Regions from separate parts of the Homo sapiens genome. Here all the other regions are linked to region 1. The links are chromatin contacts, found by Hi-C or POLR2A ChIA-PET in ENCODE. All regions are on one chromosome and are shown on one strand. Each heading gives the region's core, a stretch centred on a gene start or an enhancer-like site at or near the end of the contact. The rest is flanking DNA. Distances are from core to core; before and after follow the strand shown. Region 1 holds the start of MAPKBP1 (mitogen-activated protein kinase binding protein 1). Region 2 holds the start of ZNF106 (zinc finger protein 106). Region 3 holds the start of DLL4 (delta like canonical Notch ligand 4). Region 4 holds the start of CHP1 (calcineurin like EF-hand protein 1).

What was found. Hi-C counts contacts between places; a loop is a spot of excess contacts on that map. ChIA-PET counts read pairs that join two places held with the same protein, here RNA polymerase II (POLR2A). Pooled maps may share reads with other maps.
Region 2: a loop to region 1 is called in a pooled map, with 10 times the contacts of the local background. The contact joins the promoter of ZNF106 here to the promoter of MAPKBP1 in region 1. A Hi-C loop is called at or near these places in 3 of 37 single-sample maps with no recorded cell type and 7 of 50 pooled maps. POLR2A ChIA-PET finds 5 or more read pairs at or near these places in 1 of 52 experiments (GM12878).
Region 3: a pooled map shows a loop between it and region 1 (1.9-fold over the local background). The contact joins the promoter of DLL4 here to the promoter of MAPKBP1 in region 1. A Hi-C loop is called at or near these places in 1 of 50 pooled maps. POLR2A ChIA-PET finds 5 or more read pairs at or near these places in 2 of 52 experiments (Caco-2 and WTC11).
Region 4: a loop to region 1 is called in a map of gastrocnemius medialis, with 16 times the contacts of the local background. The contact joins the promoter of CHP1 here to the promoter of MAPKBP1 in region 1. A Hi-C loop is called at or near these places in 1 of 168 maps with a recorded cell type or tissue (gastrocnemius medialis), 1 of 37 single-sample maps with no recorded cell type and 8 of 50 pooled maps. POLR2A ChIA-PET finds 5 or more read pairs at or near these places in 3 of 52 experiments (BJ, GM12878 and activated CD4-positive, alpha-beta T cell).

Annotation. Positions count from the first base shown.
Region 1 is chr15:41,773,080-41,778,797 of GRCh38, reverse strand. MAPKBP1 (mitogen-activated protein kinase binding protein 1) reads right to left here and starts at 4,314. Exons shown (of 31, transcript NM_014994.3): 1 at 4,188-4,314; 2 at 3,409-3,631. The coding sequence starts at 3,522. RefSeq lists an enhancer at 4,818-4,867.
Region 2 is chr15:42,487,095-42,493,169 of GRCh38, reverse strand. It overlaps ZNF106 (zinc finger protein 106), which reads left to right and starts at 2,029. Exons shown (of 22, transcript NM_001366845.3): 1 at 2,029-2,190. It also overlaps a transcript of SNAP23 not described here. RefSeq lists enhancers at 1,857-1,966, 2,267-2,316, 2,367-2,556.
Region 3 is chr15:40,925,677-40,932,019 of GRCh38, reverse strand. It overlaps DLL4 (delta like canonical Notch ligand 4), which reads right to left and starts at 2,680. Exons shown (of 11, transcript NM_019074.4): 1 at 2,286-2,680; 2 at 1,904-2,173; 3 at 1,338-1,395; 4 at 254-517. The coding sequence starts at 2,351. RefSeq lists silencers at 2,786-2,875, 3,469-3,538 and an enhancer at 5,989-6,343.
Region 4 is chr15:41,228,152-41,234,299 of GRCh38, reverse strand. It overlaps CHP1 (calcineurin like EF-hand protein 1), which reads right to left and starts at 3,032. Exons shown (of 7, transcript NM_007236.5): 1 at 2,851-3,032. The coding sequence starts at 2,917. EXD1 (exonuclease 3'-5' domain containing 1) reads left to right here and starts at 3,543. Exons shown (of 12, transcript NM_001286441.2): 1 at 3,543-3,821. RefSeq lists enhancers at 3,189-3,248, 3,269-3,338 and a silencer at 3,459-3,518.

The DNA.
Region 1 (5,718 bases), core at 3,065-5,564:
TGTCCTTGAAAACAAGCCCAGCTCCCTCCACATAAAAATCTTTCAGAAACTTTCAGAGGAGGAGGGTTAGCTATCAAGAACACATACATTTGCTTCTTAAGGAAAACACAGCCCAACTTAGAGATGAGAGGCAGGAAATGACAAGTCTACAGGATTTGAACTTGGGTATTTACTGATAACTTCAAGTCACACTTCACCAAGACTAAGCTGATTTAGCATAAAACTTTAAATCAGTCTTTTCCAATGTACTCCACTGAAGAGACTCCCCTCCCTCTGAAAAAGCTTAATAAAAATCTCAGCACTCATCTACTCTTTGATGTAACTTAAATCTCCACCTCCACTGGCTCTCTCACACCAGCTTTTAGCCATATTTTTAACTAGGTCTCCCCTGAATTAAGAACCCTTTACTGAGCACTGCTTTCTGCATACGTGGACTTCTTCTCTCTTATGTTCTTCACACCTAATTAGGCTGCATCTCTACTTCTTTGTCACCATTTTATTAATCGTAGTTTTGATCTCTCTTCTAAAGAGGTCATAAATTCCTCCTGATTATTTTATTCACCTGGATGTCCAAGTTTATCCCGCACTATATTTGACATCTTTAAATTAGTCTCATTTATTTTTTTTAGTACTTACTGCCTATCTTACACTGTCCTAAACGGTGTGATGTAAAGGAAATAAAGAGCATGACCCCGATCCTTAGGAAATGAAGACATACATAAAATAACAATAAGATATTGGTTTCAAGGTGGGGGACTAGTCACAGAAAGCCCTGTGGCTCTGATAAATACAGAATTGGACCTAAAAATAAGTGTACAATTTGGTGTAAAGGAGAAGGCTACTTTAGATAGAAAGAACAGTATAATTCAAAGCAGGAGGCCATCTGAAGTAAGAGCTGCATAAAAGCTTTCTGACATTTCCTTCTTTGCCCCCCAAAAGGGGCATGTACCTTTTTGTCTTCAAATTTTATTTGAGAATTAGCTATCCATGAATCACAAATTTCCTGTTATCATGATTACTCACAGCCACCACATGTTAGAGCAACTCACAGAGCTTAATACACTAGAGTAATCACAAGGCAGGCTTTTAGAATAATCTCAGGTAGAGACCTTTTACTAAGGAGTGTGGGGAGTCTGGCATCTCTAGGGTCCTGGGCGCACAAAGACAGCTACTCCTCTTGGGTGCTAAAGATATGCACCAGTCATTTTGCTGCCAGACCATTCAAGGGTCATTCAACTTCAGCTAAGTATTTCTTTCATACACAGCTTCAGGACAGACAAAGCCATCTAAAGCAGTCTGAAGCACTGAATTCCTATTTTAAACAGGGAATGGTAAATGGTCTTGCCAGGGATGCCCCTTTTCCACTGTTTTCCTGGAGAGCTCTTCTCCACCTGCCTTAGGACTCACAGTTCAAGCATCCCTTCCTCTGTGAAGCCTTTCCTTTTTTTTTTTTTTTTGAGACGGAGTCTTGCTCTGTTACCCAGGCTAGAGTGCACTGGCAGGATCTGAGCTCACTGCAACCTCAGCCTCCCGGGTTCAGGCGAGTCTCCTGCCTCAGCCTCCCGAGTAGCTGGGATTACAGACATGCACCACCACGCCCGGCTAATTTTTGTATTTTTAGTAGAGATGAGGTTTCACCATCTTGACCAGGCTGGTTTCGAACTCCTGACCTAGTGATCCATCCGCCTTGGCCTCCCAAAGTGCTGGGATTACAGGGGTGAGCCACCATGCCTGGCCTGTGAAGCCTTTCCTAATTCCTCTGAACTGACTTAGGTCGCCTCCCCTGTGCTTCCATTAACAACGTACACATACTTCTACAGCAGCACTTACCACACCGTGTTTTAATTGTTTACATGTCTGACTAGCCATAAGCTCTTTGATGGCAAGGGTAATGTTTTACCCATCACTGATTGCACACTTCATAGGCACTCAATAAACACTTGTTAAATGCATTAATAATGGATGATATTGGAAGTCTTAAAGAATGGCAACTATACTTTCTGGATTCCAGACCAAAATTACAGTAAGAATTAACAATGAAGGCTAAACTCTCATTATATGTTTCTACTACATATATCATTCCTGGCCAGAAAAAGAGGCCAAAGATTGGAGAAGATTGCTCTAACAGTGCTGGTCACTGCCAAGCTACCAGCCAAGAATAAGAGCACTTGCAGTATTAAGAATGAACAGAGTCATATCTAAGGCAATTTCTACATTTCAGGCTTCTTTGCCTGCCTCAGGAGAATAGAAACAATGATGAATAAGAGACCTTGGAAGGGTCACAATGTCCACCATCACAAAACCTTGTAGCAAACTGTGATTCAACACAACTTCTGCTGAAATATACAGGAAAGCTCTTCACCTTCTTACCAAATCTACTCAAAGTTCTGCTAAGGAACACAGGGCTGAACTAAGTCCTCCCAGAACCCTGCCATTTGTACAGTGGCATTCTAAATCATTCCTCATGGGATTTACTCATCACTGAAGAGATACAGGCAAAGCAATACAATGCTGTGGTCTCAAATGCCTCTCCCTGTAACAACCTTGTACCTCACAACCCTATTGGGTTTACAGGCTACTAATAAGACACAAAATCTGATCTGATCCTGTGGGAGTAAAGCCCTGGATTCCCTCAAGGGATTAAATAAATGTCGACTACTTCTGGATTCCCAAAGTTGTGGGGTTTATTTAGTTGAAAAAGCATAAGGACCAAAACACAGACAAGTGAAGCGATGGAAAGGAACTTTGCCTCTGAGGATCATCTGCAGCTGAGTGGGATGTGGCTCTTGGCATATAGTGAATGAGATAAGCAATGCTCAAGGGCCATCCAGAACTGTTTTGCTGACAGATATCTGGCTTCTTGCATGTTATTCCTAAGAAGCCAAAAGGCTCCAGTTAGCCTCTTGAAGAGACAAAAAAAATTTGTTTTCACCGTAGGCAAGAGCAATTACCAAGCCAGTAACTCTGACTAGGTGTTTTAGCATATTTCTTTCTGCCACTACAGTCTTACATAACCCCAGCTGTTACGTTAACACCTGCAGCTACATTAGTCACAGCTTAGCCCTTCACAAGGTATGTGTTCCTACTGTCCTCTCCCAAGAAGGGAAACTGAGTCATAGCATATCAACTGGCTTCCCAAGCACATGCTTAGTGTATAGTGAGGCCACAATTGAACCCAGGTGGTCTTCCTACTATTCACCTTTTCTCATGGATGAATCTCAGCATGCCCACCCCTGCTGCTCTTTTTCCTTCAACCTAAAACCAAATCATTGCCTGCAGAGATCATATGTGATCCTTTAGAGTCAACAAGGGCTTCTAGTTATCTTTCCCAAGAAACAGGAAGGTTAACGAGGAACATGGAGCAGGAGAGGGTGGGTTTGGAAAGAGGTGGATCCCAACAGGACTCACCTTGGAGCTGAGGTCCTCTCGTCGGTTTCCTGCCTTACTCCTGCGCAGTTTGATGGATGGAGATCTCAACAGATTCTTGATCCGGCTGGTAATGGTTGACCCTTCCACAGCCATTATGACGAGAAACCCTTTGGGACAGTCCCCGGCCCAGTCCTGGGTCTTGTCTCAACAGCGGCACTGTCTTCCCACTCCAGAGGGCTTCCCAGTATGCCCTCTCACTGACCTGAGATGGCAGAAGCCACCTTAGTATCACAGTGTCTTACCTTCTGCCTAGCGAAGTCTGCAGCTTTTACCTCTGGGTATTGCTCTCACCATTTCCCTCATCCCCACCTTCTAGCCCTGCACAGTTTCTTACAACGTCGGAAGGAAAGGCTCACGAAAAAGGGGGGGAAAATCCTAAGCCACGAAGAAATGCCAGGCCCACGCCCGCCAGAGGCGTTTAACTGGCGAGATGGATGGGATGGGCCCCAGTTGGTCTCGTGGACGATCTGGTTCCCGTTAATGCCCAACTGTTCCCATGGCAACTGTAGTGTCCAAGGGAGGAGGCCGCCGAGACCACCAGGGATTTCCGCAGGCCTGGACACCTGCGCTAGCGCCGGCGGGGACGCGGCGGGGCTCGCCGTAGCCCACAACTCGTTCTGCCACGGGAGCCTCCCTCCCCCACTCCCTATCCTCCAGAGCTCGCTCTCCGCCCTCCACAGCGGCTCTGGACCTTTATCTTTCACCCGCCTCTGAGGCCCCTGCTACTCGTCAGCGCCCCCGTTCGGGCCCAGCCTCACCAGCCTCGGCGAGCTAAGGCCACCCCGCTCACAGCGCCCTCGGGCATCGCGTTCGGCAATTTCAGCTCCGCCGCGGTAGCCGCAGCGGTAGAGGCAGCAGCAGGAGCTATGGTGGCACGATCGGCTCAAAACGCGAACTACCGCCTGGGCCAAGCCGCGGGCTGGGTGGGCGGAGCCGACGCGAGGGGCGCGGCCTGTAGTCAGGAGAGCGCTTCCAGAGTGGACGAGCAAGGTTTACGGGGGCGGAGCCAATGAAAGGGCCCAGGAAGCAGACGGCTTGGGACTAGGGAACCACGGAATCCGCACAATTGCGGGTACCGCTTTTAGAGGAAGGTCAACAGAACATGGCTTCAGAATTGAGAGAACCAAGCCTTTTATGGTATTATCAGGCCTGGTCCCCCATGGAACTGCACTTCCCAGAGCCCCAAGACGATAACCACGCCTCCAGGGTGTTAAGGTTGTCATCTGATAGGCCCGAGGGACCGTAGCTGAAACTCCTAGCTCAGAATTACAAGACTGAGCTACAGCCTAAAAGCTCTGCTCCCAGCGACCACAAGTGTTGAGATTTAAAGCGACTGAAGTAGTTTCTGCTCGCAGCCAGTCCGGCACGTAGACTCAACGTGGAAAGGATTATTCTGAGTAATGCAATTTAATAGCTAAGAACAGTATTTTTGCACTGGGCAACCTGGTCATCATGAAAGGGGAAAGGGTGGCCTTGAACAGAGCTTTGGGCGTGCGGGGGAAAGAGAAGTGAATATGCTATGTTATAATACTTTAGGTTTCATGGCTTCTTTAGCCTCCAACATCCCATTGTGCTTCCTCACCTAAAGCTGACCAGGACTTTGTTGCTCCAGATCTTTTCCTCATTCCATTTACTTATGAATCCTTTTATCTAGGGCTGTTCCTTGCTGAGGTCACTGTCGAGCTTGCTGATACTAGATCGAGGGGTAGTTTTCTAACTCATGTCGGGGGAGGCAGAGGGAATACACGGAAATGTTACATGAAATAGTATTTCCTGAGTATTCTCCACTTGACTACTACCACAAGAAATCACCTTATGAAAAAGCCTAAGCCAGAGACTTGGGTCCCAAGGGAATAGTACACTGGTGTGTCCGTCTCACCCTATCCAGATCTTTTGAATCCCTGTGGAGATGACATGTGTCTGCAAGAGGGAAGAACCTCTAACAAATTATTATACCTTATGAAAAAGCCTAAGCCAAAGACAAGGGACCCAAGGGAGTACTACACTGGTGTGTCTGTCTCACCCTATCCAGATCTTTTGAAACCCTGTGGAGATGACATGTGATAACAAGAGGGAAGAACCCCTAAACTCATTGCTTGTGTACAACGGTGAGCCTTTAGAGCCAAGTGGCAAAGCACATATTTTCTTGTGTATACTGTAGCCACGTACTGAAAATTAGATTTGTAAAGCTCACAAGTTGACATGGAGATGATGGATGTCACCTCCTGGAGACCAACTGGCAATAGCACGTGGCCTTCTTCCCTTCAACCATGCACTGCAAATATTATG
Region 2 (6,075 bases), core at 780-3,279, 720 kb before region 1:
CGGTTTCACCATGTCACCCAGGCTGGTCTCAAACTCCTGGACTCAAGCGATCTGCCTCCCTTGACCTCCCAAAGTTATAGGATTACATGTGTGAGCCACTGCTCCCAGTCTGCTGCTAAACATCTTATAATGCACAGGATACCCCTGACAAAAAAGTATATGTTCCAAAATGTCAGTAATCCCAAAGTTGAGAAACCATAATCTAGCGTTACCTTGGCACTCACCAATATCTGACTGTGGTCTTCTACAGGCTTTTCCCTGAATGATGGCCCAGAGTTTATAGGGTAAAATAGTTCCTCCATTGCATGCCTTTGAAGGAGAATAGAATGAGCAGCGTACCACAACCCTTGAGTGTTTCAAGGACTTGTGATGTCACAAACACGGAATTGGAAGTTTCCTAAACCTCTAGAACAAATCTGGATTTACATAGAAGAGGTTAATATAGCCGCTTCCTTTCTTTTTTCTCTCTCTTTTTTTTTTTTTTTTTTTTTTTGAGACGCAGTCTCGCTCTGTCGCTAGGCTGGAGTGCAGGGGCGAGGTCTCGGCTCACTGCAACCTCCGACTCCCGGGTTCAAGCGATTCTCCTTCCTCAGCCTTCCGAGTAGCTGGGACTACAGGCACGCACCACCACGCCCAGCTAATTTTTGTGTTTTTAGTAGAGAAGGGGTTTCACCATGTTGGCCAGGATGGTCTCGATCTCTGGACCTCATGATCTGCCCACCTCGTCCTCCCAAAGTGCTGGGATTACAGGCGTGAGCCACTGTGCCCCACCGCTGCTTACTTTTATTTGAGACGTTGAAGGTCTTGTTAAACAGAGATGTTATAATCTCAATAATATAGGAGGGACACTCCACATAATTATCAACCTGAATGTCATTTCATTTATCTGATAGTCTTAGTCACTAAAATTAGGTTTCTGAGGGAATGGGTATGGGCTAAGTTTAATAATAAATATAGGCGGCCGGGCGCGGTGGCTCACACCTGTAATACCAGCACTTAGGGAAGCCGAGGTGGGCGGATCATTTGAAGTCAGGAGTTTGAGACCTGCCTGGCCAATATGGCGAAACCCCATCTCTACTAAAAATACAAAAATTAGTTGGGCGTGGTAGTGCACGTCTGTAATTCCAGCTACTTGGGAGGCTGAGGCAGGATTATCGCTTGAACCCGGAAGGTGGAGGTTGCAGTGAACCAAGAGAGCGGTTCTGCACTACAGCCTGAACGACAGAGCAAGACTCCATCTCAAAATAACTAACTAACTAACTAACTAAATAAATAAATAATAAATGTAGGCTGGGCGCGGTGGCTGACACCTGCAATCCCAGAACTTTGGAAGGCCAAGGCAGGCAGATCACTTGAGCCGAGGAGTTTGAGACCAGCCTGGGCAACATGGTGAAACCCCGTCTCTACTTAAAAAATATTATAAATACCTTAGGCATGAGTAAGAATAAAGTCAGTATTATGGAATGTCTGCTCTGTGATAGGCAGCATTCATAGATAAACACTTGACCTATGTTATTTAATCCTAGCAACACCCTGTGAGATAACATTATCCTAATTTTAACTCAAGAACCTGAGGTTCCAAGAAGAATTGTAATTTACCCAAAGTCACAAATTATTCGTAGCTAGTCCAAGATCTGAAACTCAGGTCTGGCTGTTCTAAAGCTCTTGCACCTTCCATTCAACTTCAGAAAGTTTTACAAGGAAGGAGTGTTTTCAAAATGTAGCCCGAACAGTTGCCACTGACTAAAGGAAATGGCGGGACACCAAGGAAGAGAGTAGGAGCTACAGGGAGGCCGGGAAAGAACAAGGAGAAACAAGGAGAATGAAAAAGGGACCAGGGAGGCTGTTCATAGCGTCCAACGCTGCGTACTGACTCTCCCGCAAGCGGGCCTGCCTTTGTTCTTCCTCCATTCTTTTTGAGAAAAACCTCTTCCTGTGTGTCCGTTGTTCACTCTCTTGTGTTCAAATAAAGCTAGATTATTGAGAACTGCGGACGGCAAAGGAAAAAAAAGCGAGCGTGACGGCTTCGGTGTGCGCCTGCGCGTTGGCGGCGGCTGTGGCGGGGCCCGGCGGGGAGCGGGTCCGGAGCAGGCTCCCGGACCCAAAACTGAAGGGGGCGTCTGAGGCGTCAGGGAGCTCCCTCGCCTGGCTCTCGGCGGCCTGATGGAGTAAGAGGGGTTGGCTGTGAATGTGAGTATCGACGGGCCGGCCTGCGTTGAGCGTATCGGAGCCCAAGGGTCCTGGTCGTCTGCCCCTTAGGGAGGTTGTGGGGCTGCAAGACACCACCGGGTTTCTACTCCTGCAGGCTGCGGCTCAGGGGCAACCTGGTGGTCCACTCTCCCAGAGCCGGCGCGGGTTTATGGGCAGGCGGTGCTGCTGGCTTCGGGGTACGGATTTTCGCGGGGGCGTTCCAGCTCTGCTCCCAGCCCCAGAAGGAAACGTGGCTCCAAAGCCTTGACCTTTAGGGGAAGCCACTGACCTCCTTCGTCCCCAGTTGGGCAGGGAGTCCAAAGACCCTGGTCCTTAAAGCCCGTAGGTCTCAGGCCAGGGACACATTTCAACCTCTCGCGACTGACAACCTCCGTTCTTTTTCCTCCTTTCGTTTCTCTCCTTGTGGGATGCGTCTTGATAATAACAACTAATAACAAATAGTAACAACAGCTTACTGTGTCCGTTTAATATTTAGTCCGAATCTCGGTGTATAATTGTGGAGAGGAAATGCTTTACATCCTCTTCCCCTTTCAATTTGTTGTGTAATCATCTTTGAGAGTAAGATTAAGGCATCTTATTGAGAAGTTTGAGATATCCGTGGCTTTTAGCAACTTGAGACTGTCATCCTAGGTAAGCGAAGTTCTCTTACCTAGCAAATAAGTGCTGTATCCACCATAATGGTTTATATCCAGTTTATTCAAAGCACAAATAACTTCTTTTTTTTTTTTTGAGACAAAGTTTCGCTCTTGTTGCCAGGCTGGGGTGCAGTGGCGCGATCTTAGCTCACTGCAACCTCCGCCTCCTGGATTCAAGCAATTCTCCTGCCTCAGCCTACCCAGTAGCTGGGATTACAGGCACCCACCACCATACCTGGCTAATTTTTTGTATTTTTATTTATTTTTATTATTATTATTTTTTTTAGGACGGAGTTTCGCTCTTTCGCCCAGGCTGGAGTGCAGTGGCGGGATCTTGGCTCACTGCAACCTCCGCCTTCCAGTTTCAAGAGATTCTCCTGCCTCAGCCTCCCGAGTAGCTGGGATTGCAGGCGTGCACCACCACCACGCCCGGCTAATTTTTGTATTTTTAGTAGAGACGAGGTCTCACCATGTTGGCCAGGCTAGTCTCCAACTCCTGACCTTAGGTGATCCACCCACCTTGGCCTCTGAAAGTGCTGGGATTACAGGCTTGAGCCACCACGCCCGGCCCACAGATAACTTTTGAGTGCTTATTAAGAGCTTAGTACTGTTGTAAATAGCATGGGAAATCTTAAAATTTGCTTTAAGCCCCGTTCTCAAGTTTGGTCGTGAATGAAATAATGAAAGACAATTTTCAGATGCAACTAGAATTTATTTAGTATCTACTACACATTTGCCAATACCGCGCCATGCCTAGAGTTAACTCTTGAGTCTAGAAGATAGTAGGAGCCCTTTAATTAGAAATACTAGATGGTTTTCGAGGAGAACTTTAAAATGGCCTGGAAGGGGCCAGGCGCGATGGCTCACGCCTGTAATCCCAGCACTCTGGGAGGCCGAGGCGGGCGGATCACCTGAGGTCAGGAGTTTGAGACCAGGCTGACCGACATGGAGAAACACCGTCTCTACTAGAAATACAAAATTAGCTGGGCATGATGGCACATGCCTGTAATTCCAGCTACTTGGGAGGCTGAGGCAGGAGAATCGCTTGAACCTGGGAGGCGGAGGTTGCAGTGAGCCAGGATTGTGCCATTGTACTCCAAAAACGAAACTCCATCTCAAAAAAAAAAAATTAAAAAATAATAAAAAATGGCCTGGCAGGAGGTAGAGGGTGTGAACGAATCTGATCAGGCTAGTTCAGAACCTATTGTGTGTGTGTGTGTGTGTGTGTGTTGTTTTTTTTTTTTTTTAGAGAGAGCCTTGCTTTGTCGCCCAGGCTGGAGTGCAGTGGCGCAATCCCAGCTCACTGCAACCTCCGCTTCTTGGGTTCAGGTGATTCTCCTGCCTCAGCCTCCCGAGTAGCTGGGATTACAGGTGCCCACCACCATGCCTGGCTAACGTTTTGTATTTTTAATAGAGACGGGGTTTCACCATGTTGGCTGGGCTGGTCTTGAACTCCTGACCTTAGGTGATCCACCCACCTCAGCCTCCCAAATTGCTGGGATTACAGGTGTGAGCCACAGTGCCCGGCCTCAATTGTTTTGATTAAAAGGAAGATATTTAAAAAGGAAAGACTATGAATAGTGATTATTGTACATCTAGATTAGTGCACGTGTAGTCTGAAGGCTGCTCTACAAGAGTTGAGAGGAATGGAAGATGCTAGACGACTTGGTTCTGGGACCAGGAATGGCTCAGTGAGAAGTCTATGTATTGTGTGTTTTGTAATTGGGAGTATCTTAGTGGAGAGTTTAGGATTAATTTCTGTACCCAATGAATAAGAGCACCTGGGCAGACAAGTTACATATGAATGCTCTACTTGGACCTCTAGCATGTGAAATCACTAGTGGAAACTCTACAGTCGAGTGTGTGTGTGTGTGTGCATGTTTGTGCATGTTTTAATCTGAAAGAAACTATCAAGAAGCTCCCAGGTCTTCATCAGTGAAGGATTGGTTAAATAAATGTATGAATTTGCTAGAAAGAATGAGCCAGCTCTATATGTGCTAATATTGAGTGACCTCCCATATAGTGAGAAAGAAAAGGTGCAAAAGAGGGTGTGCATTTTGCAACCACTGTGGTTTTATAAAAATATTATGTATTGCATATACAATTGTTCCTCCATATCCGTCCATGGGTTCTGCATCCATGGATTCTACCAACTTTGGATGGATAATATTTGGGGAAAAAAAATTCACAAATTTCTGAAAAGCAAAACTTGAATTTGCTACGTGCTGAGTACATACTACATTGCATCCACATAAATGAAGTTATGTGTAGGCATTGTATTAGGTCTTACATGTAATCTAGAGATGATTTAAAGTATACGGAAGGTATGTGTAGGTTACATGCATATACTGTGCCATTTCATATAAGGGTCTTTAACATTCTCAGATTTTGGTATTGAGGGGGATCCTGGAACCAATCCCCCATGGATATCGAGGGACAACCATATATGCATAGAATATCCTCTGTGGAGGATAGTCAAAATCATAGAGACAGAAAGTAGAATGGTGGTTGCTAGGGGTTGAGGGAGGGGGAAATGAGTTATTGTTTAATGGATATAAAGTTTCAGTTATGCAAGATGCAAGTAGTTATGGAGACGGATGGTAGTGTTGGTTGTACAACATTATGAATGTATTTAATACCACTAAACTACACTTAAATGGTTAAGATGGTAAATTTTATGTTTTGTATTTTCATGCAAAAAAATTGAAAAATATCTCTGGAAAACAAATAAGAAACTCACAAGAGTGGCTGACTGGAAGTGGCGGTGGCTAGGAAACAGGAGGGGGTAGTAATAGTTTTTCCTAAAAGCTTTTTTTTTTTTTTTTTTTTTTTTGAGACAGGGTCTTGCTCAGTCACCTAGGCTGAAGTACAGTGGCATGATCATGGCTCACTACACCCTCAAACTCCTTGGCCCCAGCAATCCTCTTCCCACCTCAGCCTTCTTAGTAGCTGGGACTACAGGTGCGTGCCACCATGCCCAGCTAATTAATAAATTTTTTGTGTGTGTGAAGAGGAGGTCTCACTGTGTCACCCAGAATGGTGTTGAACTCCTGGCCTCAAGTGATTCTGTTGCCTCAGCCTCCCAAAGTGCTAGGATTATAAGTGTGCTGCCACTGCATCCAGGCCATATTTTCCCTATAAGCTTTTTTATTTTATTTTATTTTATTTTTTTAAAGATGGAGTTTCACTCTTGTTGCCCAGGCTGGAGTGCGATGGCACGATCTCTGCT
Region 3 (6,343 bases), core at 1,431-3,930, 850 kb after region 1:
TAATGGCACAGGGAAGGAGAAGCCAAACTGGATGGAATGTCATGATGGGGTTCTTGTGGGCTTTGGCATGATGGGAGGAGCACTGGGAAGAGACAGGAGGTCTGAGGTCAAGCCCACCCTCAGCATCCCTGAGGCCCAGCTAGTAGGAGGCCCAGACCCACTCTTCAAGGGAGGCAAGCTGTGACCAAGAAGCTCCACTGTGTTTCCTCAGGGGACCCTCCCCTTCCACACAGGTGGGAGCTTGACTGCTTACGCTGTTGGCAATATTCCCCAGTCCAACCGGGCAGGCAGGACAAGTTGCCATCTGGCTGGCACACATAGTGGCCGAAGTGGTCATTGCGCTTCTTGCACAGGCGGGAGCAGTTGTCTCCATAGTAGTTGTCACTGCAGATGACCCGGTAAGAGTAGCGCAGCCTTGTGAGGGTGCTGGTTTGCTCATCCAATAACCAGTTCTGACCCACAGCTAGGGAGCCCTGGATGGCGATCTTGCTGATGAGTGCATCTGGTGGCAAGGCCTCTGAGGGGGCAGAGGGTCGGGTCAGGGAAGGGTCGCCAGTCCCCAAGGGTGCCAGTGACGGCTGGCCAATGTCCTTCTTGGCTGTGATGATGGTGATCAGCCAACCAATCAGCCCAGTTATCCAGATGACCCCCGCCTGCCAGCAAGAACAGGCCAGAGGGACCCAAAGCCCCGCTACGTAGCTGCCCTACGTGTGTGCATGTGCAGGGGGCCTGATAGTATTCAAAAAGGGGACAATAGAAGGATGTTAAGATATCCCAGGGTCTTGGAGGCAGATAGGGAGGGGAAAGAGGAAAAGAGGTCAAAATGGAAAAAAGAGAAAAAGAAAGAAAAGCTCCCCAGGCTAGAGAGGACCCTGGGAGCAGGGGGTCCTTTGGTGCCCATTCAGGGGTTCTGCCTCCAGAGGTGGGTAATGGTTTTCTTTTTTCCTTTTCAAAGTGAGAATTGTTGTGCTGCTGAAATATCCTTTTCCTCTGTGTCAGAACAACATCCCAAAGCCATTATTCCCTTTCCAAAGGAGCGGAATTCGCGAAAGGTGTAAAATACAGGAAGGGGCCCGTCAGCGGCGCTGGCAGCTTCAGCCTTTCTCACCGCCGTACTCCCCGCGTTCCCACGCCAAAAATAACCCGCAGGAAACGCAATTGTGCTCTGAGTCCAGGCAGCGAGCGGAATCCGAGCGTCCAGCGCGGGGCGCAGCTCCAGGCCAAGCTAAGCGTCCTGCCTCCCACCCCCAAGCCCGCACTTCCCCCGCCTAGAACAGATTAACTCTTTCGGCGCTGCGCCGTGTCGCCCCCCTGTGGTGGCGGAGCGAGCTACTCACCTGGCCGCAGGTCGTCTCCTGGCGCGTGCCAAGCTTCGATGATGAGCGAGAAGGTACCCTGGGAAAGGGGGTGGGGGGACGGAGAGATGGCGAGATGAGCAAGCGGGGAGAGGTGGGGGTGCCTTGCGGCAGCCTGTTTAATTAATCTAATTGCAGGATTCAGTTACTGCGCCCGGGTCAACATAACGGGGCTGTGCACAGTGTAGCGCTTGAGCAGGGAAGGCGAGAGGAGAACCCCCGGTAGAGGGAGGGTTGAGAGACGGGAGAGTGTAAGGGAGAGCCACTGGAGGAGGGGGTGGTAGGGTACCGCCCCAGAGTGGTAGGTAATGAAAATCGTGTCCCAAGAGCTGGGGACGGGAGGACATAAACTGGGAAGACGGAGACTGGTGAGAGCCTTTTCTGGGATCAGTCTCAGGAGAGAGTCGGGAAGAGCCAGGAAAGAATGCATCCTGGGCTTTTTGGGGGTGGGGGTGTGTGTACAAGGAAATCTGGGGAGGGGGCTTTGGTCCCAGGGCGCCTCCTCTCTCGGCTTCTGCGACCTCCCAGTGCGCCCAGGCTGTGCTCACCGGCCAGGTGAAATTGAAGGGCAGTTGGAGAGGGTTGCGCCCCCCGCCGCTACTGTCGTCCCGGACAGCGAAGGAGTTGGTGCCCAATACCGGCGTGGAGACGGTCCCGAAGGTGCAGGGTCCGGGCGAGACGACCGCCTGGAAGTGCTTAAGGCAGACGCGGAAGAAAGTCCGGCAGCCGGGCTCGCAAGGCCGCCCACTGGCCAGTACGCCGCGCTCGTTGATGAACTCCTGCAGCTGCAGCTGGAAGACGCCGGAGCCGGCCGCGCGCTATTGCACAGGGACCGAGGGAAGGAGGGAGGGGACCGGTCAGCTCAGCTGGTGCCCGGGGCTGAGGCCCAGAGCGCGGCAGAGGGGACGGAGAGGGCGCGGGACGTGTTACCTGCTGCCAAAGTGCCACCAGCAGCAGTAGCGCCCAGCCAGAGGCGCTCCGGGACGCTGCCGCCATCCCCTCGGGCGTCGCTCTCTCCACCCGCGGGCCCTCAATCTGGCTCTGTTCGCGACGCCGCTTTCCCGCGCGTCCGCCAGCCGGCGGGGTCCCTGAAAAGAGGCGCTCCTCTCGGGACGCTGCTCCCCTTTGGCCTTCTCGCTGGCTCCGCTGCAGCTGCCGCTGTAGGTAATCCAGGTGACTACGGCTGGGCGGCGACCGCGCCGAGGACGCGTCTTCTGTCTAATCCTGGGGCTGCAAGCGGGCTAGTGCCGGTGTACGCTGCACCAAGGCGGCTGGGGCTGCGGCTCTTGGCCTCGTGTTCCCGGCCTGCGCGCAGCGCCGCTACTGAAACCTGCGCGCTGGGGGCCTTCCTTATATATATTGGCTCCTCTCCTCGCCGCCTGTCACTCAGACTCATGGTCATTCTCCCCTCCCCTCCCGGCCTCTAGCTGCTACAGTCCCAGCGCCGCCCGGAGGGGGCCTCCGCCCCCGCCGCTCCCCCCTCCCCGTCAGCCAGTCGGGCGCAGGTCCCCGCCCCTCCGTGCCGCTCCCAACCTCTAGGTCCCCCAGCTCTGCGCGTGCCGAGGTGACCAGTCCTCCGTGATGGCGGGGTTAAGGGCTGAGACCCTGGCCGCCGGAGGATAGAGGGGTTGCCCGGTAATGGGGCAGGAGGTGAGTGGGTGGTTCGGGGATGGTCTTGGGGGCGGAGACACTAGGCAGTCCCTGTAGGCTGTGCATCCGCAGCAGGCGCTAGTTACCTAGTGTTCCAAAGCAGGTAAAAAGAACTTAAGCCCGGAATGCAAAAACCAGCGCTAGGGAAATCCGATCTCCTTTTCCTTCCTGGAGCTTCTGGAGCCCTTGTCTCAACGGCCCCCAACCTATGAGTGCCCACCCACCACGCGTCCCCAGCGCAGCAGGGAAGCCAGCAGAAGCGTTAACCTCTCTGTGGCCACTCTGAGCAAGGCTAGGGGCTAAGGGTCTAAGGCTCGGGGCCCTCTCTGTGCACCTGTTGGGCGTCTCCCTCTCTAGCTAAGGGGGGGCGTGCCCAGCGCGTGCCTTCTCCCTTCTGCCCCCTGCCAGGGCTTGGCGCGTGCCAGAGACCCAGACGCGCGGTCCCTGAGGTGGGGGAGGGCGGGGCGTGGTCCCGGAGGTAGGAGGGGGGCGCGTCCTCAGCTGTATGGTAATGAGGTTCTGGCCCCGCCTCCAGCGCGTCCCCTCACCTGAGTCCAGCTTCAGTTCCTGCGCCCACTGCCTCCCCCCACCCCAGCAGCCCCAAGCCCCCGGCCGCGCCCTGTCGCTCAGCTGGGGCAAGGAGGAACTCTCCTGACGCCAGAGTTGGCTCAGGCCACTGGAGAATCAAGGTGAGGGACTGAGGCCGGGTCGGCCCGGGTCCTCGCCTCATAAGGCGGGATGTGGGGTGGAACTGGAGGCTTGCGGAGCTGTTTGAGTTTCAGGCGGCTTCCCAAGTCTCGCCCGAGAGGGTCCCCTGGGTGGCCCCACTCCTCCAAGCGGCAGCAGCGCAGCTGCTTTCTCGGAACCCGGCGTGATCCCCGGAGACCGCAGACCGGGGAGGGCCGGCTTCTCCCAGTCTCAGGGGTGCCGGGGAGCTCTCTCTTTGCGACGCCGAGGGCAGCGGGGGCCCTGTGGCTTCAGCTGTCAGCCCGCCCGCGAGGTGATGGCTGTAGTCGGGCGGTAAGATCAGCGCGGGGGGGGAGCCGGGACGCGGCGCGAACCCGGGGGAGGCGGTAAGGGTGGGGGAGCGGCGAGAAGCCCAACAGCTGCCAATGCCGAGCATGGTCTGATTTTTTTTTTTGAGTTGGGTGGTGGTGGTGGAGGACTGGGGGACGGGTGTGGTGGGGGGGGGAAGGATGAGAAACAAGAGGTTGGGAGCGTGGGTTGGGGGAGGGGCGAGGTGAGGAGACGGGCTCCGGGGTCCCCCACGCACGGCCACCCCTCCCAGCCACCATCTGGCGCGAGCGGGTTGGCGTGGGGAACCGAGGTGGGGCGGGGCGGCAGATGGGCCCAGGCTGCGCTCGGGAGTTAATGTAGGTTATGGGCAGGCGGAGTCCCAGGCCCGAGGGAGGGGGAGTCCGGGGCGTGCCTCCCGGCGATCCTGGCAAGTGGGCTCCCAGATCTTCTCTCCGCCTATACCCTATGGATCCCTGGACTTGCCTCTCTAAGATGCCAGCGGGTGCCCCTTGCTCCCCTCCAAGCTGGCATCCAGCCCTACCTAGCCCTGTCCTCTCTCAACTCCAAATCCTGGCCCAGGAGTTAATAAAAACATCCTCCTTTTCTGGCGCTGGTCCTGCTTACCTGACCCTCAAGGGAGACATCTAGTCCCACACAAGGCATCTCTCCCAATACTGGAAAATCTGGAACACTCTCTACCCTCATACACGCCCAGACTAATGTGCCCAAATGTACTTTGCAAATTATCAAGGACCAAACAAAAGTTGGGATTATTATCTTCAGAGAGGCAGCACCCAGGAGATCCCAGAGATCTAGAAAGGCTCTGACCAGAAGAGGAAAGGGTTAAATTCTCAGCATCAAAAGACATTCATGAAACACCTATTTGCGGAGGCGCTGTCCCAGAAGCTCATTCCCGGGCTAGGACACTGCCACCCTTGGCCCTGGGTACCTACGAGCGCTCCCACACGCTGCGGTCGAGCTTTGCCCACATTTGCTGAGCAGGAGAGGGTCATGCTGCGGGTGGGGAGCCCAGTGCGAAGGCCGCAAGTGTTTCTGTCAGCCCAAAACTGGGGCTGCGCCTTCCTTCTTCTCCCACTCGGGACTTTCGGACTTGCGGGCGGAAGAACGCTACACGCGTGGTCCTGGGATGGGAGGCCACCGATCACCGTGGGGCTGGACCCCCATCGAAGTCGGCTGCCCCCGCCCCTGACGCAGACCCTCCACAACAGCATGGAAAGGGTGCACAGATAGACCCAGAGTCCGAAAGACCACTGACCCTCCGCAGGCCCAGGGTTCCTCAATTCGACCCGCACCCTCAACACTCCCCAACGTCGGAAGCGGGCGCAGGGTCGAGGCCTGGCTTCATGAAAGGCCCACCGCCTCTGCCCCTAGAGGCCTTCTGCTTCTGCTGTCCCCCTACGCTTGGCCATTGCGCATAGTCCTCCAGCCATAAGAACCGGCACTGAGGACCGGGAAGCGCTAAGGTCGCCTTCCAGCGGTGTCCCCAAGCTGACCCCAGGTTATTGGGGCGCAACAGGAGCCTCGTAGAGCCTCGGGACTCCTCCCCCGCAGCGTAGCCTCTGTGCCCTCCCCACGGCCGCAGGCGCAGCTCCGAGACCTTCAGCGCGGTTTTGCCTCTCCTCTCCCCAACCCCCTCTCAGGGGACGGCGCTCTTCGCGGGGCACACTGCACCCGGGTAGGAGCGCGGTGGGGGCCGGGCCACCGTGCCTGCTGGGCAGACCAGGGGCGGGGAAGCAGGCCTGGCTTGGGCGGGGCGCTTAAGCCTTGAGGGGCGCCGCTGCGGTCGCTGCGGAGAAGGGGCCACGTGCAGGGAGCGGCGGCCGGGGAGCTGCACAGAAGGCGTGGAGATTTGCAAACTGTTGCTGCCACATGGCTGCTCCATTCGATCCATTCACATTGAAATGAGGCCGGCGCGTGCCTCATCTGCCGCAGGGCGCTGCCACGCGTCAGCCCGGCCCGCCGCGTGCCAACTGGGGCAGTGGGACTGGCAGAGCCTGGCAGCCGTGGGGGCGCAGCCCGGGGCCTGAGGCCAGGAGGGTGTTGGGGGAGGGAGTCGAGCTACCCTAGCCATTCAGGCGCCGCAGTTTCAAGGACCTTGGCCCTACAATTGGGAGTGAGCTGGCGAGAAAGGCCCAGGACCGACGGGTTTCAGAGGGGGGCCGGGATCGATGCCGCCGCTCCCCGCAGATGCGCCCCGGCAGGGCTACTCTCCATCTGCCGCTGCTCGCACCTGCCGGTCAATAAATCGATTTTACAATTTAATGCAGCAGCTTCCCGCCCGCCTGGGACAGATGCCGCAG
Region 4 (6,148 bases), core at 1,783-4,282, 540 kb after region 1:
TCTTTTGCATCATACCAAATTACTCCTTGAAAAAACAACTCTGGGCTTGGCGCAGTGGCTCACACCTGTAATCCCCGTGCTTTGGGAGGTTGAAGTGGCCTAAGAATCACTTGAGGCCAGGAGTTTATGACCAGCCTCGACAAAATAACAAGACTCCATCTCTACAAAAGATAAAAATAAAAATCAGGTAAGCATGGTGGTATGCGCCTGTAGTCCTAGCTACTTGGGACGCTGAAGCGGGAGGATGGCTTAAGCCCAGGAGTTTAAGGCTTGCAGTGAGCTATGCTCAAGCCACTGCAGTCCGGCCTGGGAGACAGAGCAAAGACCCTGTCTCTAAAATAAAGAAAAAGAAAAAGAAAAAACAACTCTGATGATGGACACTATTTGGATAAACTGATGGTTCCCAGGGCAAAGGAATGACTTTGTAGCAGGCTTAGGGGGAGATCTCTCCTGGAAGTCACCCAAAATGCCCTAGGTTAATCTATCCAAATCTACTCCACCCATGTATCAAGGCCCAATTCCTGTCCTCCATGAGGACAGCCCACAAGGACTCTCTCTCTTGCCTGATTTCTGAAGGTGGATGACACACAATTCTCAGCTTTCTTATGTCATGATGCTAATCATAACTCTCTTGGGCTTATCTCCCCAACCAGGTTGGGGGCGTTTTTTGTCACCATCTGCTCTGAGTACCTAGCACAGTACTGAACAGACACTGTAAAAATTCAGTAAGCACTTGTTTCACTAAGCATTCTGGCTCAATACATACATTTGCACTGGTTGTGGAGAGAATCTCCCTCACAAGTGACTCACTCTTTGGCAATGGGGAAAACAGCTTTTCCATGAGCACTTAGTTGTTTGTCCACAAGCCACATGGTAAAAATATCCCATCCAGGTCATTTCCATTTGGTCAAATGTATATAAACCAGAATGGGATTACTGCTCCCTTCATTCTGAAGCAAAAATGGCTTTTTGCATCTTCACTATGGTTTACACTTTCTCATTATGTGACTCTATATTTATTTCTCTTTGATTCTGCTTATTTCTCCATGTGACTCTTTAACACAAATACTTTAATTCGGTGTCACCCTAGACCTAAAGTAGTACTAATTACAAATGTGGCCAGAAGTTATGGCCACAAAACGTAATAAAATGCTTGTTGAATCCAAACTGCTTGCGTCTCCACTCCGAGGGTCAGAGTAAGTCAGTGGCCAAACAAGTACTGCAAATTATAAAGAGCTAACTACTTTGGGTCATTCAAATCGTGAAAAGGACTGCCTTGGTAGGTGGAGAGGTTACCATCATTAAATGTCTTTACAGAGAGGCTTAAGGGCCATATTTTAGGGGAGGCTGAAAGAAGCAAACCAGTCCAGAAAGGGGTGGGGCTAGAAAACATCCCTTCCAACTTGAAAACTCCAGAAAGTTGAACTTGTCACAAAGCAGAGAACAGCACTTAAACAGGCCTGAAAAATTCTGTAGTTCCCCATAGCACTCCTCAGTACTATCTGCATATGGGCCGGAGTGAGTTACTGGTCATGTCATTATCAAAGACAAGTATGATGAAGAGACAGAGCTCAGGTGCTACATCCTTCATTAACTCAATAAGAATCATAAAGGTTTACTGAAAAGATAAAATATTGTATGCATCAATACAATTGTATCATACATTGCATTATCAAGGACTATTCAAAGTTATGATGGTATTTTACAGCGCTTCAGAATCCCGAGTCCTTTTGCTCCTTTGTTCAGACTAATGAGGAAGAGACTGGACTATAAAAAAAAAAATCAGTTCTGCAGGGCACGGTGGCTCACACCTGTAATCCCAGCACTTTGGGAGGCCGAGGTGGGTGGATCACTTGAGGTCAGGAGTTCGAGGCCAGCCGGGCCAACATAGTGAAACCCCATCTCTACCAAAAATACAAAAATTAGCCAAGCGTGGTGGCAGGCACCTGTACTCCCAGCTACCTGGGAGGCTGAGGCAGGAGAACTGCTTGAACCTGGGAGGCGGAAGTTGCAGTGTGCCGAGATCACGCCACTGCACTCCAGCCTGGTTGACAGAGGGAGACTCCGTTTCAAAAAAAAAAAAAAAAAAAATCAGTTCCTAGTACAAATTCACACGGAGATTTTTGGAGCACATCCAATTTCAATAGCGAATAAAAAAGTACACCAGCATAGTAGAAATCAATACATATATGAGATTAGGACAGCAAGTATCGTCGTGTAAGTAAAAAACTGGTGGTCACAGTATCCGTGTTTTTTCTCTAGAAGTTCAGATTGAAAGAAGTCTCACAATCCCAGACCCCTGATTGTTTAAAGGTCTCCAGGCATCGGGTCATGTCTCCCAAAGCCTTACTACACGGTCTTGCTTTCTGGGTGGTTTTCCCAATTTGTGACAAGAACTTGTTTGTAATTTCCCATAGTTGTCAGAGGTTTTAGGTCCTTACCCAGAAACGGATTTTCTACAGAATCCATCTCGAGTTCCTGAATTTGCTTCTCGGGCTTTACCTACTGTTCAGGATGCCTCTTCATAGGGAAGGGTGGTGCGAGGCAACAGAAAGGAAAGGAGTTCGGGGACTTTGATGGGCAGGGTGCAGAAAAGGGGGGCGTCGACGCTCTACGAGTGATCAAGAGTCCCGATTTTGAAGGGAAGGACAGCCCCACAGTAGCTAGAGCCCCGCTCCAGGAAGCTGCAGCTGGAAGAACAGGTCTTCCAGCTCTCGGTCCCCAAACCTGGAGGCTGCCCAGGACCCCCCAACCTCACAGGCACCCGAGCTCCAGACCTTAGCGACAGCCGCCCTTGGTTGTGAGGCCAGCCTGAGGCGCCCGGCGTTCCCACCCCCAACCCGAACTCACAGCCGGTCTCCTTCTTGATCTCCTCGAGCTCTTCGTCCCGCAGTAACGTGGAGGCCCGAGAACCCATCGCCGTGCCGGGAGCTCCTCCGGGAGCAGCGGCGCCAGAAGAGACGGCGACAGGAGGGAAGGAGGGAGGGAAGGAAGGGCTAGGGGTCAAGAAGGGAGAGGGCAGTGTTTCCACTGCGGACCCGGGAGGGAACCCAGGGGTGGTGCGCTGGGGAGGGCGGCCCCGAGGACCCGCCAATCAGGCGCGAGGCAGCGCCCGGCTCAGGAGCCAACGTCAGCGTTCGAGTTCCAGCCCCGAATGAATCAGCCCAGCTCCAGCCCAAGTCCTGCTGAAGACGGACCCCGCCCCCGGAACCGCAGCTGCCACCGGCCTTAAAGGGGCGATGCCACTCGGTCGCTAACGACGCAATTAAAAGGGCAACGTCATTGACCAACAGTTTTACAACAAACTAACCTGCGACAGGCAGCGTAGTCTACCTTTTCTCACAGGAATCGAACACTAGGAATCCTACTCGATAGGTGGCACGGATTGCGGAGAGAAACTTCGCGTGGGGGGGAACCCTAGGGTGTACCCTTCGGGGACTGCACGCGCTCTTCATCTTTCCTGGCTGCCGTCCTCCTCCCGGCCGCAGGGGGCGCTGGGGAGCCGGCCTCGGGGCCGCGTGCTGATTGGCTCCTCGGGAAACAGACGAGACTGGACGTTGGGCCGGGCGGGCGTCGCCTCTGCGGCGTGTGTCCCCGGCGTCGCGGACCTTTCTCCAGGTTTTCAGCCTGTGATTTGATAACCGCCGCCGGGTGGCGTGGAGCGTCCCGAGACTTCTTCCTTCATTGCAGCCCCTCTTCTTTTAGTTCTAGACTGAAGTTCGAGGAACGCACCACTTGGCTGAAATTAGGATCCAGATTTCCCAAACTTCCTTCGGAGGAAAAAGCCCTAACGATGGAGGACAGTGAATTCCTAGCTTATGGTCCGCCATTTATTTGAAGTTCCTTATTTTGTCTTAAAAATGAGAAATTTTGCATTTTATTCTCATGGTGTATTGTTTGTTTTGATTAAAAAGGTAGGCCTGGCACGGTGGCTCACGCCTGTAATCCCAGCACTTTGGGAGGCCGAGGTGGGCAGAACACCTGAGGTCGTGAGTTCGAGACCAGCCTGACCAATATGGAGAAACCCCATCTCTAATAAAAATACAAAATTATCCGGGTGTGGTGCCGCGTGCCTGTAATCCCAGCTACTCGGGAGGCTGAGGCAGGAGAATCGCTTGAACCCGGGAGGCGGAGGTTGCAGTGAGCCGAGATCGCGGCATTGCTCTCCAGCCTGGGTGACAGAGCAAGACTCCGTCTCAAAAAAAAAAAAAAAAAAAGGTAAAAGCCACCCGTTAAATTAGTGCCTACTCTCAGGTGAACCAGTTCTTACTGCTTCACCTGCCTTACCCCTTCACACCTGTTTGGTTAGAACACGTATAAGATAAGGAAGAACCGAATTCTGACTGCTGTTAGTACCCAAGTACCAGGATATTTTTGTCGTAGCAGGCTTTCCCAGGTCAACTTAAGTTACTAGTTTTAAGTGTTACCTAAGGCTTTACAGCTTAGCCTGAGGCCCCACACGTTCCCTGCAAGCTGAGGTTCTAGTTTGAAGAACTAGAGTTTTGTTTGTTTGTTGTTGTTGTTGTTGTTTGAGACGGAGTTTTTGCTCTTCTGCCCAGGCTGAAGTGCAAAGGCGCCATCTCAGCTCACCGAAACTTCCGCCTCCCGGGTTCAAGCGATTCTCCTGCCTCAGACTCCCTAGTAGCTGGGGTTACAGGCATGCGCCACCGTGTCCAGCTAATTTTGTATTTTTAGTAGAGACAGGGCTTCTCCATGTTGGTCAGGCTGGTCTCGAACTCCGTATCTCAGGTGATCTGCCCGCTTCAGCCTCCCAAAGTGCTGTGATTACAGGCGTGAGCCACCGCACCTGGCTTGTTTTGTTTTTTTGCGACAGAGTCCGGGCTGGAGTGCAATGGCCTGATCACTGTGCATTTTCGGCTCACTGCAACCTCCAGGCGGGTTCAAGGGATTATCATGCCTCAGCCTCCTGAGTAGCTGGGATTACAGGCGCGTGCCACCACGCCCAGCTAATTTTTGTATTTTTAGTAGAGACAGGGTTTCACCATATTGTCTAGGCGGGTCTCAAACTCCAGAACTCAGGTGATCCACCCGCCTCGGCCTCCCAAAGTGTTGGGATTACAGGCGTGAGTCCCCGTGCCCGGCCTTAGAGTTATTTTTATGATTGTCGTGCACTTGTCTAACCTAGTGATGTTGTCCTTTGTACTCAGTAACATTTTGGATATGCCCGTCTAAGAGCTAAATCACTGGAGCTGCTTTGTATGTTGGAATATGGCTGTGATAGGAAAATTTTGTCAGCCCCATGAATGTCCCTTTTCTCAGTCAGCCTTGAAGCCCATCTCTTGATGCTGACCTTACTTTTTTCCTTCCTAATCTTGAATCTTAGTGTTTGCAGCTGTCTCCAGTCAAAGCTTTCTTTGCTTCATGTTAGTATTTTTTTCTGACTTTAATTTTTTTTTCTTTAATGTTTCTCTAATTCTCTTATTTTCCAGGTGTTTCACAAACTTTCCTTTCTTGGGTACCTTTTAAAAGTATAAATTGCTTGAACCCGGGAGGCAGAGGTTGCAGTGAGCCAAGATAGCGGTACTGCACTCCAGCCTGGCGACAGAGTGAGACTCCATCTCAAAAATAAAATAAAAATAATGTTTGCCTCTATTAAGGGCTGTTTTCTTTTTCCAGTTTTATGTATTTTTCTTTAAAAATTCTCCTTTTGCCTGTTGGATTAACTTAAAGAATGGTTTTTCTTAGACTCTCTGATGACTTGTTTTATGTTCTGTTTGGATGCATAAGACTTGGTCTTGCACTAAACTACAAACATCCTACCCTAGAGGCCTGGTCTTAGTTCAGATTGCATTACCTTCTAGCTGTGTGACTTTGGGCAGGTGTCTTAACCTTCTAAACTTCAGTTTCTTCATTTGTAAATTAGGTTATGGTTGTTATATCAAGTAATATTTGTATAAGCACTTGATAGACCTTAAAATGTAAAAATATAGGTTATTTATTTGACCGAAAATTGTATGTAACATCTCACCTTCTTCCTAGTTGACTTAGGCTCTAGTTATTTCATCAATGTTTTTATGGTTAAATTGCAAAATTCACTGGTTGAATTTTCCTAGTGTGGCAAAAGTATACAGCTTTTAAATTTAAAAAACTATAGAAGAATACTTATCTAAGTTTCTAAATACAAGGA